Linked DNA regions of Homo sapiens: region 1 is linked to region 2. Evidence: chromatin loops called from intact Hi-C (ENCODE). Cell type or tissue: GM12878. All regions are shown on one strand. Each heading gives the region's core, and the rest is flanking DNA. Links, peaks and the distances in the headings are about the cores only. Region 1 overlaps B4GALT6 (beta-1,4-galactosyltransferase 6). Region 2 has its middle 37 kb from the start of SLC25A52.

The links. Peaks named below come from ENCODE experiments on the same cell type or tissue, not always from the same donor. Only the 100,000 strongest peaks of a DNase experiment are listed, where the experiment ranks them.
Region 1: a loop joins it to region 2, with 2.4 times the contacts of the local background. A loop is called at or near these places in 3 of 110 quality-filtered maps.

The regions. Positions count from the first base shown.
Region 1 is chr18:31,631,217-31,639,216 of GRCh38, reverse strand. B4GALT6 (beta-1,4-galactosyltransferase 6) reads left to right here. Exons shown (of 9, transcript NM_004775.5): 5 at 457-573. Among named protein-coding and RNA genes, the nearest start is that of TTR, 43 kb to the right of the region's middle. RefSeq lists an enhancer at 5,491-5,730. In GM12878, for the core only: no CTCF peak of the experiment used is centred there; a DNase peak (open chromatin) is centred at 4,696; H3K27ac peaks cover 2,328 bases.
Region 2 is chr18:31,718,077-31,730,078 of GRCh38, reverse strand. It overlaps a transcript of B4GALT6 not described here, the pseudogene RN7SKP44, the pseudogene LRRC37A7P and the pseudogene LOC390846. Among named protein-coding and RNA genes, the nearest start is that of SLC25A52, 37 kb to the left of the region's middle. RefSeq lists enhancers at 5,162-5,661, 5,628-5,727, 4,957-6,156. In GM12878, for the core only: a CTCF peak has its summit at 7,516 (motif pointing right); a DNase peak (open chromatin) is centred at 7,538.

The DNA.
Region 1 (8,000 bases), core at 1-8,000, 87 kb after region 2:
TAGATGTGTTGAAAACCCATGTACTTCTCTTCTCCTTTATCCTCCTGTTAGTTTAAGCTACCATTACCTGTTTTCTCAACGACTGTACTAATTGCCTAACTAGCTCCCTGAGTCAATTTTTGGTCTTCTCCAGTCTGCCCTCCATATTGCCACCAAAGTAGTCTTTGTAGTCACCACATCTGATTTATCACTCTCAATTTCTCATGATGTTCATAGGTTAAAGGCCACAATCTTTAGAAAACGCTTCAGAGCCCCTTCTACCTCTCAGCTTTATAAGACCATAGCAGCATGCAGCAAGGGCTTTTTGCGTGTTTGCTTGCTGTTGTATCTCTGATGAGAAAATTCATAAGGACGTGGCTTTAAAACCATCAGAAGTTTTCAAGGATTGATTTTTATCCTTACCTCTAGGATGTGGTAGATATATTTATTTACATACATGACTATTTTGTTTTAAAGGTGGCAGTTCTCATTCCTTTCCGTAATCGCCATGAACATCTTCCAATTTTTTTCTTACATCTGATTCCAATGCTCCAGAAGCAGCGGCTGGAATTTGCGTTTTATGTCATTGAACAGGTGAGAATACTTTTCATAGTGGTCACTAAGTATACTAGAATCTAAACTCTTAGATATGGTTAGATTAAACATATTTAGGATTAATAAGGTAAGTCTGATTCTTAGTTTAGTTTTTTTGAGACAGAGTCTTGCTGTGTTGCCCAGGCTGGAATGCAGTGGCGCGATCTCGGCTCACTGCAAGCTCCGCCCCCCAGGTTCACGCCATTCTCCTGCCTCAGCCTCCCAAGTAGCTGGGACTACAGGCACCCGCCACCACGCCCGGCTAATTTTTTATATTTTTAGTAGATACAGGGTTTCACCGTGTTAGCCAGGATGGTCTTGATCTCCTGATCTCGTGATCCACCCCCCTCGGCCTCCTAAAGTGCTAGGATTACAGGTATGAGCCACTGTGCCCGGCCAAATTCTTAGTTTTATACTTGGGTGAAATTACATTTTGGATTGGGCCCATATATTTCTTTTATAATAATTGTAATTTGGTCAAATGACTTAATCAGCAATCATGTTTCACTTTAGTATGACAGCCTCGTTATATTTTAATGATATTCTAAATATAGGATTGTCAATCTATGGTTTTTAAAATAACTGTACAGCTTATATTTACCTTACAGGATTAAATGTGTCTTTGGCTTATAGTATTATTACTTTTTATGTTTTCATTAGGCTTATGATGTTTATTTTTGAAAACCTCTGTAAAGTTTCATTTAATTGAGAAACTGTTTATTTTCTAATTTAGGCTACTTGGCAGCATTTAGACTCATGTACAGACATCTGGACTCATAACTGGTACAACTCAAAGTTCTTTTCTAAATTATACCAAAGCACCGTACAGTTACCTTGGTTATATTCGCAGTGTTTAATTTGAAAAAACATTTCAGTTTATGACCCATGAATTTAACTACAGAAAAGGAAGGAAAGTTTTTTTCTTTTTTTAACACAACAGCAAAGCATAGTTAATTCTCGATTGAGGATTTCTTTGTACTGTGGGGTAGTTGCTGGCTATCCCTGAAAATCAATATTGGATTAACTTTATTAGGTAATCAGAGACACCTGAATGACAGCCAGTTAGTAAACCTAAAAACAAAAAGTAGTATACATTAAACATTTTCTGTCCTGTTTTCAGTTTTTCATTTTCAAAGTCATCTTTCTTGGTAGAGGAACCTTGACTGTTTTTGTTGTAGGATATAGACCCAGCTCTACAGTTGGTAAGTAAATATGCATCCATTGAACTGACAGGTCAAAAAAAAAAAAAAAAAGCATACATTGCATGGAAGACTAAACTATGTGATGCCCAAGATCCCTTCCAAATTTGAGATTCTATGATTCTTTTAGAAGAGAGAACCAGGTGGAGAATGGAATTTTAAAATATTGTCAAAAAAGCTTATTCGTTTTGTTTCTGAACAGATGCTATCAAAGCTGAATAAATCATAATTCTTTAACATAGTTAATTTAAATAGAGTTGAAATGACCTTGACTTACTTTTTGTAGTCTTTGTTTAAAGGCTATAAAGTGTAAATATAAAGAATTTGGCCTGGCATGGTGGCTCACACCTGTAATCCCAGCACTTTGGGAGGCTGATGTGGGTGGATCACATGGTCAGGAGTTCAAGACCAGCCTGGCCAAGATGGTGAAACCTCGTCTCTACTAAAAATACAAAAATTAGCCGGGCATGGTGGCAGGCACCTGTAATCCCAGCTACTTGGGAAGCTGAGGCAGGGAAGTGCTTGAACCTGGGAGATGGAGGTTGCAGTGAGCCAAGATTGCGCCACTGCGCTTCAGCCTGGGCGGCAGAGCGAGACTGTATCTCAAAAAATAAAAATAAAAATAAAAATAAATTGAAAAAAAGAATTTAATTTTCTACATTATTTCTAAACATGGATAGAGTGATGTTTTGGAAACCTAAAAAAGATCTGATAACACTTAAAGACCAGTTCTCCATAGCAGCTTGTATCACTTTTGGTATTGTCACCTCATATTTAAGTGTATGTGATAGATGGTAATTTTCTGTTAATGTATACTGACCTTTCCAATTGCTTTACATCATTGCCAGCACTTGGTATGGTTTGTCTTTTTAATTTTAGCCATTTAGTGGGTCTGTGGTAGTATCTTATTTCCCTGATGATTAATGTTGATGATCTTTTCATGCACTTATTTGCTTCCCACATACCTTCTATGGTGAAGTTTCTGTTCAGATCTTTTTCTCATATTTTAATTGGGTTGTCTTTGTTTTTACTGAGTTGTAAGAATTATTTATGTATTTTAAATACAAGTCTTTTGTAAGACATAAGTTTTGCAAATATAGTCTATGGCTTGCCTTTTTATTCTTTTGACTGTTTTTTGAAAAGTTTTAAATTTTGATGAAGTCCAATGTATTGATTTTTGTTTTTATAGCTTGGGCTTTTTGTATTATATTTGAGAAATTGTTCTGTATGATTTTCTCTTTCTTCCAGAAACTTAATAGTTTTAGCTCTTACACTTAGGCTAATCATTGAGTTAATCTTTAGATATGATATGAGCTAAGAGTGAAGTTTCGTTTAGTTGTTTCATCACCACTTGTTGCAAAGACTGTTTTCGCCATTGAATTGCTTTAGCATCTTTGTTGAAAATCACTTAATATATACACGTCATATGTATGCAGGTCTTTTTCTGGTCTCTGTGTTCCATTGACTCTGCTTGTCAGTTTCTACTAAAAGGTCTGCTAGGCTTTATTTCCTTAGTTTTGAATAGGTAAGTAACAGTATAAATGATAGACAAAGTTACCTGGCTTGTATTATTAGATACTTTTATCTTCTCTCTTTTGGTAGAAAATACTCAAAAAAGTTTTTTTTTGAGACAGAGTCTGCCTCTGTCGCCCAGGCTGGAGTGCGATAGCACGATCTCAGCTCACTGCAACTTCTGCCTCCCAGGTTCAAGCGATTCTCCTGTCTCAGCCTCTCGAGTAGCTGGAATTACAGGCACCCACCATCATGCCTGGCTTATTTTTGGAAAATACTCAAATTTTTATTCCTAAAATGGTTATAGTTTCTCCAGTTCCTTTATTCTAAATCTGCCTTTTTGTTTTGTTTTGTTTTTTGTTTTGTTTCTCACTCTCAGCTTTTTACCTCTGCTTTTTCTCCGTGGAAATGCTTGGTATTTAATATAACATACCATACTTCTGTGTGTATAAATCATTCTTTAAGTTTTGTGCCTTATGTACTTTTTAATGTAACAATCTGTACTGTGAAATCTGACTTGTTTTACCTAACAAGTGGAAATTCTCATCTACTTTCATGGAGCTGTAGTTGTAGATTTCTAGATCAGTTTTACTGATCTAGGAAAGTGCTAGTTTCCTTTGTGTAAACTTCAATTCCCCATAATGTGTGGAGAGGTGAGAGAGCTGTCTCTGGTTTTTTTTTTTTTTGTTTGTTTGTTTGTTTTGTGATGGAGTCTCGCTCTGTCGCCAGGCTGGAGTGCAGTGGCGTGATCTCGGCTCACTGCAACCTCTGCCTCCTGGGTTCAAGTGATTCTCGTGCCTCAGCCTCCCGAGTAACTGGGATTACAGGCATGTGCCACCACACCCAGCTAATTTTTGTATTTTTAGTAGAGACAGGGTTGGCCAGGATGGTCTCGATCTCCTGACCTTGTGATCCACCCTCCTCGGCCTCCCAAAGTGCTGGGACTACAGGCATGAGTCACTGCAGCCTGTCTCTGTTTTTAAAGGCATATGGTCCTGAGAATTCAGCACCAGTTATTTGGTGTATGTGATGAAACAATCTTTGCAAGGCAACTAAGGTCTGCGTTTTTATTTTCAAACCTTTTAAGTCTTAATCTCAGGCTTGATCAATATTAATTCAGGACTGTGTATTTGATAGAGTGAGATTTTGAGCTAGAAACATCTTCACCATATTTGAAATAGAAAAGTAATTTTTCTGCTAGACAGGTACCCAGGGAGTGCTAAGCAGTTGAAGAGCAGCTCAGGAATTCTAGTTAAATATAGAGGATGGACATGGGTTCACTGCTTCTTTCCAAACTCCTAAAATGAGAGTGAAAGAAGAAAACTTTTGAAAAGTTATTAAACCTCAAGGACAGAAAGTCGTGGGTGAGAGATTTTCACACGTTTCGGTTAAGTCAGGAAGCAGATGGAGTGCTGATGCCTAGCAGAACAGAGGATGTGCAAACCCACATGCTTGTAGAGGGTGATGTGACAAGACTAGAGTCAATTTGCTGGACACACCTCTGTCTCAGTGCTGTCACAGAAGGTAGGCTGAAGCACTGCACTAAAGTAAGGAGATTGTTTAAAAGTTTGACTACAAAACAGCCACATTCCCAGTTGCTCATCTTTACTTGTACTGCCAGGTCATTACTCTGTTGTATCTTGTAGAAACTTTTTCCAGTTTATCCTGTGGAAAAAGTGTAGCAGGAAGCTGCTGAGAGTGCTGACGCACCTGTGTGGTAGGGCATAAAACCGGGGGGTTGAGTAAATCTGCATGCTGACCCTAGGGACCCCAGGCCTTTCCCCGTCTGGCCTTTTGAAGCCAACAGCCAGGTGTGAATCTCCCCACCCCTCCAGCTGTGGCAGGGCATAGTGGTGTCTTCGCTAGAGAAATGAATTATCTCCAGGAAAAAGAGTCCAGATCTGATATTTGAAGGTCTCCAAAAGAAAAGGCCAGCCTGTCACTTTATCAGGTCCCTGCAGCCCGGTTTCATTTATTCAACAAAAGGGATGTGGCAGTGAACAAACCAGACAAGTCCCCTTCTTTTGCTGGCCCAGAAGGACCGGCAGTAGTAAATCATTCTGCAGTGTCTCCATGGCACTCAGGGTAGAGAGTGGTAAGGGCAGGTAGTGGTGCTCTTTTCTGCAGAGCATTTGGGGAAGGCCTCTCTGGGGAGGTGAGATCAGAGCATCCTGGAATGATGTAAAGGAGCACGCCATGCTGTTGTAGAGGCTGTGCACTCTGGAGAAGGCAGGAGAATACTTGGTGTGTTTGAGCAAAGAGGTCGATGTTGCCAGAGCAGCCGGCTGAGGAACATTCTGGGGAGGAAATCAGAGAAGCAAATAAGGAAGTGCAGGGTGAGGGCTTGGATTATCCTGTGTTAGGTAGATTAAGTCACTCTTCTACATAAAACCTTCAGATGACACTGGATAAAGTGATGTTTTAGAAACCGAAAGAAGGTCTGATAACACTTGAAGACCAGTTCTCCATGCCAGCTTGTACCACTTTTGGTATTGTTACCTCATATTTCACATTTAAATGTATGTGATAGGTGGTAGTTTTATATTAATGTATGCTGACCTAATGTAAGTCTCTCCTCCGCTTAAAACCCCCCACTGCCTTCTGGAGGTTCTTAAGTAGAGGAGCAACTTTATCGCTGGTGTGTTCCTCTCGACGTCCACCTGCTTGTGTCTCTTCCTGCCAGGATCTCAGGGCTTTCATAGGCAAAGGATGAGGGATACTGGGAATTCTAGGAAAAATGACCAATGATTATGAATCAGAAACCTATGAACATTCTCAGCAATACTGGGAAATTTTTTTTTCCTGGAATTTTTTACCCAGCCAAATTGACAAATGTGAGAGTAGACTAATGGCATTTTCAGTCCTTAATTGGCTAAAAGTGTATTCTCCATGGGTCTTTACTTAGCAAGCTCTTGAAGAATGTGCCTCAGGAAATTGAGAAAGCCAAGGAAAAGGCGTAGGTGATTTAGGGAATGAAGACGACCCAGGTGATATGCACACATGGTCTGGAGAGGGCAAGGGAGAGTTGGGCTTGAGAGATGGAGAAAGAATTGATAGATGATTTGATGTGTTTGAATGATTACATCAATTATTAATAGGTGTAGGGCATATTTCTTGGGCCTTCAGTACAAAGTAATAATATAATAGTTATATAGAAAACTGTAGTTATTCCCAGTTTGCAAAAGAAAACAGTTCACTCAGCACTGAAGAAATATTAAATATTTACATAGTCCTAATAATGTAAAGTCTTGATTTAACCAAAAATTATGATAAAACTATATTGGGAGAATAGAGGTAGGGGCAGGAGGTGTGGTGGTTTAACTCCTCCACTACCATGATAAGAAGTCAAGAGACAGTGTCTTAAAGTGAAAGAAGCAAGAAATATCAGAACTCTCATTTCCTCAAAATATGTAGATAAATACCGGAATAAATGGGAAGAGTTGAAATGTATTGCTCTTGGATGGAGATGGATTAGATATGGAACTTCTTATTTCTTTTATAAGCCTTTGAGTATTATGTCCACATTTAATAAAACATTTAATAAAAACAATTTTTAAAACCTTAAAAGTAGTTTGTTAAAGCTGATGTTGATGTACTAGTCATAACATTATAATTTAACTCCCTTTTCTTTTTATTTTATTTCACTGGTGAAAAAAGAGGCTGTAAAAAATAAAATGACTTCTATTACCTCAAGTTAGTGCAAGGCCTAGGACTAAAAATTAGTAATTTTTCACTCTTGAGGCAGTGCTCTGATGATGACTACAATGTGTGTCTCATTTACTTCTATCGTAATCCTTTTTTTAATATATTTTAGAAATGGTTTTGTTAAATGTTGCTAAAACACTGGTAAATGCTCTTTAATTTTCTTTATATGCAGAATGAAGGTTTTTTATTGCCAGTGCACCTTAATATATGTTCACTGATAAATAAAGGAAAATGGTTATAATATAGGGAGTTGGGTTCTGTGTAATAAAATTGTATTTTTTGTCCCTTAAAAATGCCCTTAATCTTTATCATAAGCAATAATAGAAACTATTGCCCATGTACTTTAATGTATTTTCTGTAATAATAAAGGAAAATGGTTGTAATAAAGGAAGTTGGGCTTTGTGTAGTAAGTTCCAATTGTTTTTTGTCTAAAATGTTCTTGGTATTTATTATAAGCATTAATAATAGAAAGTTAGACCTCCTTGGTATTGGTACTTTAGAGAAGGGTCACTGTTGAGTCACTTCCAGTTTCCTCTTCTCTTAGTCTTGACAGCATATGGAAAGCTCCACTAACAAAATAAAACTTATATTATTTTTAATGACTTTTTTTTTCTCGCCACAAGTAATCTATATCCTGATGTATTTGAAGTAGAGCAGAAATACAAATTATTTAAATGTGCTGATGTACCAATGGACTAGATACTGTTTTCTTCTATGTTATTAAATTATAAAATAATATAGTAAGTAAATTTAAACAGTGTATTTGAAAATCCTGAAGTATATTTATTATTTGTCTATTTCATTTGGGTCTAATTATTGTAATCATTTGATCATGATGCAACAAGTTTGAAAAATAATAGAAAAAAGTCAGATGGGGGCCGGGCGCGGTGGCTCACACCTGCAATCCCAGCACCTTGGGAGGCTGAGGTGGGTGGATCACGAGGTCAGTAGTTCGAGACCAGCCTGGCCAACATGGTGAAACCCCATCTCTACTAAAAATACCAAAAAAAA
Region 2 (12,002 bases), core at 4,003-12,002:
TTCCTTCAAAATATATATACATGGCATGTCTACTATATGCCATGCTGGACACTTTCAGCAGTGAAGGAGGTGGAGAAATTCTTTATCCTCATAGGTCTTACATAACAGTTGAAGGAGCAGAAAACAAATAACCTATATATTTACAATAAATATATGTTTTAAAGAAAAATATAGCAGAACAAAGGGATTAGATGAGTTGGGCAGGAGGAGGCTATTTTAAATTGGGCACTCAGCTGTGGTTTTTCTGCAAACAGAACAAAAGCAGCTATGGGAGAGTCAAGCAAAATCTTGAGATGTGCATGCCAAACAATAGGAATACACTAAGCTGGGCATGACCTTGGTGTGTCTGAGCAATGGCAAGAAAGCCAGTGAGGCTGGAGTAAAGGTGCAAGAGGAATAACATTACAAAATGACTTCAGATAGTCAGCTTTATTTATGCTACTCCCTCAAAATATTGGAAATTCCATCTCAGGGTGTGCCCTATGACATGAATACGATGACCTACACAAGCAAGCCATGTCCATTGCTTTACAGTGCTAGAGAAAACATCTGAGAATACATGTACTGGTAAGGATGGATATTATATAGCAAAGACACGGAATCAACCTAAATGTCCATCAGTGATAGACTGGACAAAGAAAATGTGGTACATATACACCATGGAATACTATGCAGCCATAAAAAAGAACAAGATCATGTCCTTTGCAGGGACATGAATGGAGCTGGAGGCCATTATCCTTAGCAAACTAATGCAGGAACAGAAAACCAAATACCACATGTTCTCACTTAGAAGTGGGAATTAAATGATAAGAACTCATGGTCACATAGATGGGTAGGGCCTATTGGAGGTAGGAGGGTGAAAGGAGGGAGAGGAACAGGAAAAACAACCAATGGGTACTAGGCTTAATACCTGGGTGATGAAATAATCTGTACAGCAAACCCCCATGACACAAGTTTACCTATGTAACACACCTGAACTTGTACCCCTGAACTTAAGAAATAAAGTAAAATAAAATGAATAATGCAAAAAAAGATGGATATTATAGTTCATGTATTATAGTGCCTCCAGTGGACTTTTAAAAAAATCAAGTTAACATTAACCTGATTCTAAGATTCATTTATTTGGGCTCAAATATTGGTCGACTACACTCCAAATGGTCCCTGGTAAGTCAGTTCAGCGCACATTTTCCTACAGCCCATAGTGCTTCTGTAGTAGTTTAATTTTTTAGAATGAACCCAAAGTCCTATTTAGCACCTCTGAATTTATTTATTTATTTATTTATTTGAGATGGAGTCTTACTCTTGTCGCCCAGGCTGGAATGCAATGGCACGATCTTGGCTCACTGCAACCTCTGCCTTTTGGGTTCAAGCAATTCTCCTGCCTCAGCCTCCCGAGTAGCTGGGACTACAGGCATGCACCACCATGCCCGGCTAATTTTTGTATTTTTTAGTAGAGACAGGGTTTCACCATGTTGGCCAGGCTGGTCTCGAACTCCTGACGTTGGGTGATCCACCTGCCTCAGCCTCCCAAAGTGCTGGGATTATAGATGTGAGCCATTGCGCCCCGCCAGCACCTCTGAATTTAATGATGGTAGTAGCAGTAGTACAAACCATAACCAGAATGACCGCATTATTTCTGGGAGGAAATTAATTCTGGGTTCCACTAAGTGGGGCCAAATCACAGCTCCTTATACAGCCCACTCTGGTTCTGCTGTTTTTATAGGGTCTCCACAGCAGCAGTGAGGTTCCTAGAGTTCTTGTGGCATCCGAGGGAGCCCTGTGCAGTTAAAGAGGGTCCTGGTGGATCCTGGTGACCTAAGTGGTAGTAGGGAATCACACAAGAGTCCCCAGAATATCATGAGCGGGCAGAGAGCCCCACTGTTCTCAGCAGTGGAAGGAAAAGGAAAGTAAACATGATGCAAAGGCGCAATTCTGGCACAGAAGAGAGGGGGCCTCCGGGCAGTACTGCTCTGCTGCCAATTCTAAGGGGAACTGTTCTTATTAGAGGGGCACCCCTCAGAATTCAGTGTGTCTGGAGTTGTTCAATGTGGAGGTGAACTCCTGAATAAGACATCTCTGTCCGGGTGAGAGACATTTATGCATCAGGTAATGGTATGTAGAAAACTGTCTTAGAAACTTCTGCTTATATGTTACAAACTTCTCCATATATTGAAATACACGTATATTTAATAAATCAGAAGATATAGTAGGGTTATTTGGCTTCATGCTTTTTCATATACCAAGTTGTGTGACCAGAAGTGATAGTTTGTCTCCAGAACTGCGTTTTGGATCCATCCTTCTGGTTACGTTGTGGATGAATGCAGAGGGAGGAAAGACTGGAGACAGGAAGAAGAGTTAAGAAATCAGGAAATGATTGAAATAGTGCAGGTAAGAGGTGTCTAGGGTCCGATCTAGGACAGGATAATTTGACATTTTAGGTAGAAAAATTGGACAGGATTGAAGAATTTGACATGAAGGCAAGGAAGGAGAATAGCATAGAACCCAGTGCCTGGTTGACTAAGTGGGTGATAGTGAATGAAGGAACAATTTTGGGGGAATGACAGTGATTTCACTTTTAGACACATGGAGTTTGTTGTTTTGTTCTGTTTTTTAGAGACAAAATTCCAGCCTGTAGCCGAGGCTGGAGTGCAGAGACACATTGAGTTTGATACTCCCAGGGATACCCATATTGGAAGCTCCAGCAAGCCTGGAGTCCAGTGTCACCAGCATGCAAGTGACCACTGAACCAGGGGAATGCAACAACCATCACTGACAGTTTGTAGAGGACACAACATCTAGGAAAGAACTTTGATGAACAACAATGGTCAGAGGGAAGGGTATTAGCAATGAGAGTTTATGTTCTGGAAAATCAAAGGGCATGTCATTAACTTGATTTACAGAGCACCATAACCCCAATATCTCTGCTCCTGGCTACTTAATACCATTCAATGATGATTATTAGAAACACTTACAATGAACATAAAATAGGCTGCTTCTTCCTCCTTTAAATCATTACTAAAATATATCCTATGTAATAATCTGCAAAGAATTTAACATCATTTAAAACAGGATTAAATAAGCTCTTTGGTTATCTTTTAGAGGAGACTTAAAAGTTATAAATATTTGCATTGACTTAAAATTTTTTAATTGCAAAACAGTCCACTTATTTTAGTCAATTTCATATTGTTTTAGTCAACCCTACTAATACTGTCAGACTTTTCCTGTTTTTGAAATTGTCAGTAATATGTCAGAATTTTTTTTTTTTTTTTTTTTGAGACGGAGTCTCGCTCTGTCGCCCAGGCTGGAGTGCAGTGGTGCGATCTCGCTCACTGCAACCTCCGCCTCCCGGGTTCACGCCATTCTCCTGCCTCAGCCTCCCGAGTAGCTGGGACTACAGACGCCCGCCAACATGCCCGGCTGATTTTTTGTATTTTTAGTAGAGATGGGGTTTCACCGTGTTAGCCAGGATGGTCTCAATCTCCTGACCTCGTGATCCGCCCATCTCGGCCTCCCAAAGTGCTGGGATTACAGGCGTGAGCCACCACGCCCGGCCATATGTCAGAATTTTTGATCAGCAAAAAACCAATGCATCTTAATTAAAAAAAATAAATTAGAAGCAGGGCTGCGAGGACATATTCCAAGGAAGCCAGAGCTGGAGTTGGGGCCAGCTGGGCCGGTGACATGGAGCCCCTGAACCAGCAAACGCACAAGCAGGTCCATGAGATACATTCTCACATGGGACACCTGGAGACGGCAGACAAGCAGTCTGTGCACTTAGTAGAAGGTGAAATCCAAGCAAGCACAGACCAGATATTCAGCCATCTAGAACATCGGGAGATTTTGTCCAGCAAGGAGCCCCCTAATAAAAGGCAGAATGCCAAACTTCGGGTTGACCAGTTTAAGTATGATGTTCAGCACCTGCAGACTGCTCTCAGAAACTTCCAGCACTGGTGCTATGCAAGGGAGCAGCAGGAGGGACAGCAAGAAGAGCTTCTATCTCGAACCTTCACCACTAACAATTCTCAATCACAATCCTCTGACAACTATTGGAGATTATTATCTGTTTAAATTACCGGCATTACAATATCTCGACATGGAAACAACACAAGTCCCACTAACAACAATTGAGAACATCCCCATGATGACTCTTGAATTGGAAAAACTAGCTGTCAGCTTCTCAGTCTGCACAATTAATCAAGAAATAATGTGGAGCCACTGGTACAAATAATGAGGCATCTCCCAGAAGTTTAACTTCCTATCCATCCAATCTCTTGGACAGATAATACCAGTTAATTACTTTGAATGTGGCTCTAAAAGCTGAGTTGGGGGCTGCTTTATGACTGGAGATGGTTTGACCTTCTCAGGTGGCTCTGATGGCTGAGCTGGTATCTCCTGCTGCAGTGGAGGACTGACCTCTTCAGTGGACTTCGGAGGATGACCTGAGGCTTCCTGCTGGGTTGCAGATGGTTCAACCTCCTTAGGGGGCTCTGGTGGCTCATCTGGGAACTCTGCTGGACTGGAGAAGGTTCTACCTCCTTAGGGGGGTCTGGAGTCTGAGCTGGGGGCTATAATTGGGTTGAGGAAGAGCCCACCTCTTTGGAGTGTTCTGGAGGCTGAGCTGGGGCCTGTTCCTGGCTTGTTGTAAGTTTCTTACCTGGCTCTGGAGTTACCGTAAGCTCCACGTCCACAGGTTTGATTGTGACACTGGGCAAGTGTGAGTGCTGAACTTCACTCCAACTTTTCAATGGAACATTTACCTCATGATGTATCAATAGTGGGGCTAGGATCTCTTCAAAGGCAGGTAGCTGCTGTGCTGGAGCCTTCTGCTCTGTTGAAGAGTGGACCCCCTCAAGGGACTGTGAAGGCAGAGCTGGGGCCTCCAGCTTTGGTTGAAGAAAGTTCTACCACCTCAGGGAGCTGTGGAAGCTGCGCTGCAGCTTCTTGCTGGAGTAGAGGACTGGATCTCTTCAGTGGTTTCTGGATTTTGAGTTTCAGGCTCTAGATGGAACTGAGAAAGTCCAGCTTGCTCAGGAGGCCCTGGAGGCTCATCTGAGCTCACCTGGAGTTCTGGAGGCAGGCTGCCCAGATACAGTATATCCATACTTGAATCTAAATACCCATTCTGCAGAGTTTGTTTCTGACGCTGAGGTTTTGATACAAATCGGTATGGAGTTCCAACAACAACCTTGGCAAGCCTTTGATGCTGAGCTAGATCTTTCTTCCGGTTCTTGGGCGAAACAGTAAAGTTCCTTGCTTTTGATTTCTATCTAGAGGTGGAACAAGTATTTCATATGCCTGATGATCTGCAGCCTGATCTAGATCTACAGTTAGAAACTTACTTTTGAGGCAAAGAGGCCGAGCTAGGGCCTGGTTCTGATCCCAGTCTAGCATTGCAACCACCTCTGGGAGACTTCTGTGCCGAGTCAGCTTGTCATTCAGATCCCAGTGTGCAGCAGCGAACTGCTCTGGCCCCGGGGCAGCTCTCCAGCTGAATCCGTGTCCAAGAATGGAACCAAACTCTGAGCCAAAGTCTCAGTCGATTCCTGAAGCGGAGCTGACGTCTGGGAGGAAGCAGAAGACCCCAGGTAATCAAAGCTCTCCCGGGTCTGCCCGGGGGTGGGGAGTTAGCTCATGGCGGCGATTCGCGTGGGAGATCGGAGGAGCGGGAAGACCAGGGCTAAGTTGGCCCCAGGGAGTCAGAGGTCAGCTGGAGCGGGTCCTGGACCCACTCCAGAGGCTAAGCCGCCTGGACTAGTAGCCACAATAGTTGCCATGTGAGGAGGGGCCCGTGGGGCCCAGAGACGCAGCCGGGACAAGACAAGCGCTGGCGCCGCGCACTGAGCAGGAGCCATTAGGGCAGCCCCGAGACGCTGGCGCCCCTGGCAACCGCGCGCCCCATCCCGTCCTTTATTAACTACACCTTTATTTACGCAGCCTTTATTAGGCTCGGGTCCAGATCCGCTCCGCGTCACCAGGGCAATCTTATCCCACAATCCAGCCCAAACCTCCCTTCCGCCCTGCCCGGCCGGAACACCCCTCCCCTCCCCTCTGCGAGGAAGAATTTGGGCCGCGGGGTCTGCGGTCCCAAGACTCCAGCAGCCTGGTGGGGTGGGGTGGGGTGGGGTGGGTTGGAGGTGCGGCAGAGCTTCCCAAGGAAGTTATGGGACCTTGCCTCGGGATATTCAGAAGTGCCAGTCCAGTTCTGGCAGCCTGAACTCTTCCTCCTCCAAGCTGAAATCCGAGAGATGCTTTTCCTCCTCTTGGCCATAGGGAAAGCAACTGACCTGCAAAATGTGCGCCAGTTAGGGTGGCAGGCAGAGCACACATTACGGTCATTTATTCCAAAATGTTGCCATTTTCGCCAAACCTTTGATATCCTTTGTTGCATGTTTGGTAATTAATTCACCACCCTATTAGGCAGGGGCTGCCGGGGAATAAACGAGGACTCCAAATTTTCTGTAGGAGGGGTTTTGGGGGGTGAGCAATTCAGTCTGGGAGAGAGAAGGCCTTTAATCCTAGTGAATAGCTCTTTGCACTAGCCTGGGAGGAAGCTGAACTGTCATCCTGCCTTGACTTAACACAGCCTTTACCCTAGAAGCTACAGCGCCACTCTTCAGAGGTCTACCCTGTGTGCACACAGGGAGAAGACGCTTAGGTTGTTAAAGTCAGCATGTTAAATAATTTTCTGAAATGCGACTATAACTAGAACCCAGCTGACTTCCCCCATAGCCATTCTTACCTATCTTATTACTGATTGTCTGGTACAATCACAAAGTGCGGTGGTACTGACACCTACCTTTTAGGGTTGTTTGAGGATTTCATGGGATAATGAATGTAGACTGCTTTGCAAACAGTGAGCTTTCAATAAAAGGGATCTATTATAAAACAATAATTAAAAAAGAAATTAGAAGCCAATAAGAAAAACATTAACATTGTGTGATGGTGGAAATATGTATGCTATATTGCTAAATTATATGTTTAAATTTCAAAAAATTAAATAGTTCAAAAATGTAGTTTTCATATTTCATTATTCAGCTGCAGCCTGCAGTGAAAACATGTCTTTTCTGTACATTTTGAGTATGCCAAGATTTAAAATCCAACCTCATGATTAGTATGTAATTCATTTATATGTCAGAGGCTACACTCATAAACGTGAATAATCATTCCCAACTTCCTTTTCTAGCTGATATTTTTTGACCCAAATTGAGTAATAAAGAGGTCTTGGTATTTCATTAGTGATTGAAGACCTCAAATTCTCTTTTATTGTGTGTGATTCTGCCACTAAGAACGGGATCATAGTAGCGCTGTGGTTTATTCAAGTTCTGATTCTTCCCACCGTGATAGCCACTGACTGCCAACATTACCGGAACCACTGTTGCCAGATGAAATGAAGGCAAGTAGGCAGAGGAAAACCATCCTGTGAGCACCCACTTCAGGCCTGTGCTCCTAGGCTAAGCTGAGCCTGCTGATGAGGGAGTCACAGAGACGTTCATCTCAAGCACTTCTCAAAGCCGCCTCTAGGGGGCAGAACAATCACAAACCTGAGAGCACTACTGAGGAAGACTCATTGTAATGTGAGCAGCCACCCAGGATTCTGCATCCTTTCCTTATAAATGTTATGTGGTGTGCCTTTTAATTCCACTCACAATTGATTTGTTTTCATGATATATGGTACCAAGCTCTAAAGTTACAAAAATATATTCTTATTCTCCAGAATCAATATTACCCAATATTACCAATTCCTTATGTATTCTTCCAGAGAATACGTGTGTATGTGTGTGTGTGTTGTGTATACAATACCCTTGCTCCTTCCTCCTTCTATATGAATGGTAGTATCCATATACTCAATTCTGTATCTTGGTTTCACTTAATATTATCTTGGATGAGATTCTATAAAAGAATACAGGAAGCTTTTTTTTGTTTATGGTTGCAAATTATTCTAGCTATGTGTATACCATAATTTTTAAATACTTCAGTAAAGGGCATTTAATTATTTCTTCAGTACTACAGAATCTTGTGTATGCATAATTTCACTTATGCATGAGTACATCTGAGGGTGGAATTCCTAGTGTAGAATTCCTAGTTCGAAGGGTATGTGAGTTTGCAACTTGATAGATACTGCCAAGTGTATCAATCAGGGCTCTCCAGAGAAACAGAACCCACATACACACATACACACACACACACATACACACACAGAGAGAGAGAGAGAGAGAGAAAGAAAGAGAATTGGCTTACACAATTGTGAGGGATGATAAATCTGAAATCTGTAAGGCAGGATGCCAAGTTAGAAACTCAGGCAAGAGTTATTGTTGTAGTCTTGAGTCTGAAATTTGTAGGGCAGGCTAGCAGGCTGGAACTCAGGAAAGACACCTATGTTTCAGCCTGGAGGTAAATTCCTTCTACTCTGGGAAACCTTCGTCTTTGTTCTTAAGACCTTTAACTGATTGGATAAGACCTATCGACATTATCAAGGGTAGCCTGCTTTACTTAGCGTCAACTGCTTAAAGATGTTAACCACATCTACAAAATATCTTCATGGCAATGCCTAGACTAGTGTTTAACCAGACAACTGCACACCCTTGCCTAGTCAAGTTGACACACATTATTTTTTTTGTAAGTTTTTATTTTTTACAGTTTTGATTCATGATGGTTTATAATGTATATGTTAGGCATTCTACTATGGAAATGTAACACAGATGTTTAACATGAAGTTGCTGACATCCACTTTTGTTGGTTTTTTTTTATACTTTAAGTTCTAGGGTACATGTGCACAACGTGCAGGTTTGATGCATAGGTATACATGTGCCATGTTGGCTTGCTTCACCCATCAACTCGTCATTTATATTAGGTATTTCTCCTAATGCTATCCCCCACCCAGCCCCCCACCCCCCGACAGGCCCCGGTGGACATACGCTGTTACAAAGACTTTCTGAAGGACTCTCATGCACATACGCCTGTAACAAGAACTTCTGCCAAGAACTTCCTAAAGTGCAGCTTGCTACATGAGTCACAAGGACAGCAAGCAGAATGCACAAGAACACTTGCCTGACACACTGTCTCCACGAATGAACCAGTGTCAACTCCTGTGATGATCCCCTGTAACCAACATTCTCTGTTTGAAAACAAATGATGTATACTTCTCCCTTTTGCCTTTAAACACTTCCCCCTGCCTCAGCCACTTTGGATGTGCCTACGGTCTCCAAAGCCTGCATATCCCAGATTTGCAAATCTTCTGTGCACACCCAAATAAGCTTATTATCTTTGAAGGGTCTCTTTCTGTTTGTTATTTAGCTTGACAGGCCTAACTCTGGTCATGAGGACCCTATGGCACGGGTGGTGAGCAGGGTGACACACATGCCAAGGTGAGCAGGGTGACACACGTGCCAATTCACATTATTTCATTCCATTTCAATCCACACAGTCTCATTCAGGTCAATGTTCCATCTTCAAATTTCTTTCCCCCGTTCAAGGGGCCTCTTGGGGACAGGGAATTGAGGGACCTCTACTCCACATGGGTGGGCGTCAGTCCTTTTGGGAACTCCCTGGTTCCTGCTCCAGGTCTGGTGTCCTTTGAAGCGCTACTGATTAGTTGTACCTTGTGGTGTTGGATATCACGATGGCACCCATAGCTGAAGTCCTGCCATTTGCCCACAATTTTGCAGTCCTTGACATCTCTCCAGCCCAGGCCTCAGGGAGCCTGCTGGTAATCTCAGCACCTCTTTGCCCCTTCCCAGGGAACACACCAGTGTCTGGATCCACAGCACACTCTGCTCAGAAGTGAGGGACTAGGAGCGGTATTTCAGGTTCATCCACCTGTCTTTCTTCTTATTGAAACCACCTTTGCAAAATTACAACTGAAGAAATTATGACAGTGAAAGAAATTAGACCTAAGCAACTCCATCTTGCTTCTAACCTTTAAGCTGTCCTTGTTCATTCCTGGGCATAGGCCAAACTAACTTTAAGAAGAAATTCAGTTCATGGTTTGACTTTAAAACAAAATTAATAACAGCCCTTTTCTGAAAAGACCCCCTTCTTGCCTGGGGACCAGTCTGCCTTTGCAGGACTGACAAATTAGCTACAAGTTTAGAAATTACAGTTTAGGAGTCATGCAGCCTCTGGCTCCAAGAGTCTGAACCTCCCCACATTGCTCCTGGAGATAACATCACTACTGTAAAACCAAAGATCAGTGCTTGAGATATTTTGCAGACCCTGCACTTGATGGATCAGCTGACACCACCCAGACTGGTAATCTGGCTCGACCAGTTCTGCCACATCTATCCAGGAGCAGAGGACGGCAAGAGAAACTCACTTTGATCCGCTATGATTCCATCTCCTACCTGATCAAACGGCACTCCCCACTTACCCTACCCCTACTCGCCAAATTATCTTTAAAAACTCTAATCCCAGAATGCTCAGGGAGACTAATTTCAGTAATAATAAAACTCTGGTCTCCTGCACAGCTGGCTCTGCATGAATTACTCTTTCTCTATTGAAATCCCCCTGTCTTGGTAAATTGGCTCTGTCTAGGCAGCGGGCAAGGTGAACAGATTGGGTGGTTATACCATCAGACAGGGCATGATCTTTTTCTGGAGGCTCTCAGCTCCCTTAGGTTTTACAGGGTGAAGAAAACAACTAGCCCCAAGCTTCCTTCATATTTGCCTAGATGTGTCCATTGATTTTTCCCCTCCGGGAATTTGGTCTGGAGCAGGTTGCCAGATGAGTTGCCTCTTTTTGCTCCCCCATCTCTTTTCTCCTTGCCCCCTGCTCTGGGAATGGAGTATGTCAGCTCTACCCTTCCCACATGGCAGAGGTCTCCCTTACAGCATAGCCTGAGTTCTCCCTATTCCTGGCTTAATGGTGAAGTCAGCAAGGTCTAAATCTTGATATACCGATTGGAATTTAAAGAATGCAGAAAACTATTTATCTCTCCAAAAAACTCTTACCTTGAGAGCTTGTTTGGAGGTTCTAGCAGGGGAGTGCAGCTATTTGTATACCCTTGACCAAAGACCGGTCCTCCTCTATTGGGGATGGTCATCCTCTTGGAACGAGCATGCAGCTTCAGGAGGGACGCACATGTAGGGGTGAGGGAGGAAGAGGACACCCACCTAGCCAGCCAGGTCAGCCAAATCAATCCTGGCCATTAATGGGGTGACATATGTCACAGCCAGATAACCCTCACATTCCCCAAAAAACTTTTATCTATCTTGGTAGCTTCTTGCTGAGGATTCAAAAAATGCTACTTATGCTATCAAAAACCCAACATGTCAATCTCTTTTCTAGGAAGCAGTTGGTTATGAGGGCCCATAAGGAGGTTAATGTGATGGAGTTGGTCATTCCAGGAATCAGTGCCCTTCCTGGTAGCGGCTTCTTCTCTCAGGAGTGGAGAGGAGGCAGGGGGTGGAATATCACACCCTCCCTTTTGGCTCTTCATGGCCAGTTCAGAGGTTTCTGCCTCTATAAATATTCTTTTCTGATATGGAAGTCGGGGCTGGCTCTTAGTGACTCTGCACAACTGATTCTCCAAGCACCAGCCCTCCAGATATGTGGAGAGCGTTGTGTTAGGTGCAGGAGAAGGCTGGTTGCCACTGGGATTTATGGAGATTCTGAATGACAGGCAACTTCTGAACTGTTTGAAATAAAAGAAATAAGTCAACACTGTCTTATAAACAGGCCCTATCTTGCATCCATTTAGATAGACCTGGGTTTCTTAACCTTGGCACTATAAACATTTTAGTACAGATGGCTGTTGTTGGAGCTGTCCTGTGCATTGTAAGATGTTCAGCAGCATCCCTGGCCTCTACCCTAAATGTTGCTATCACTCCCTCCTAGTTGAGACAACCAAAAATATCTCCAGACATTGCCAAATGTCCCCTGGGGGACAAATCACCTCTGTTGAGAAACACAAATTTAGACCTTGGTCTTATTTTGATGTTGTTGCAATGCTTTAATGTTGTGCTTTTAAAAAATGTGGAACTATCTTAATGATTTCTGTTTGAAGT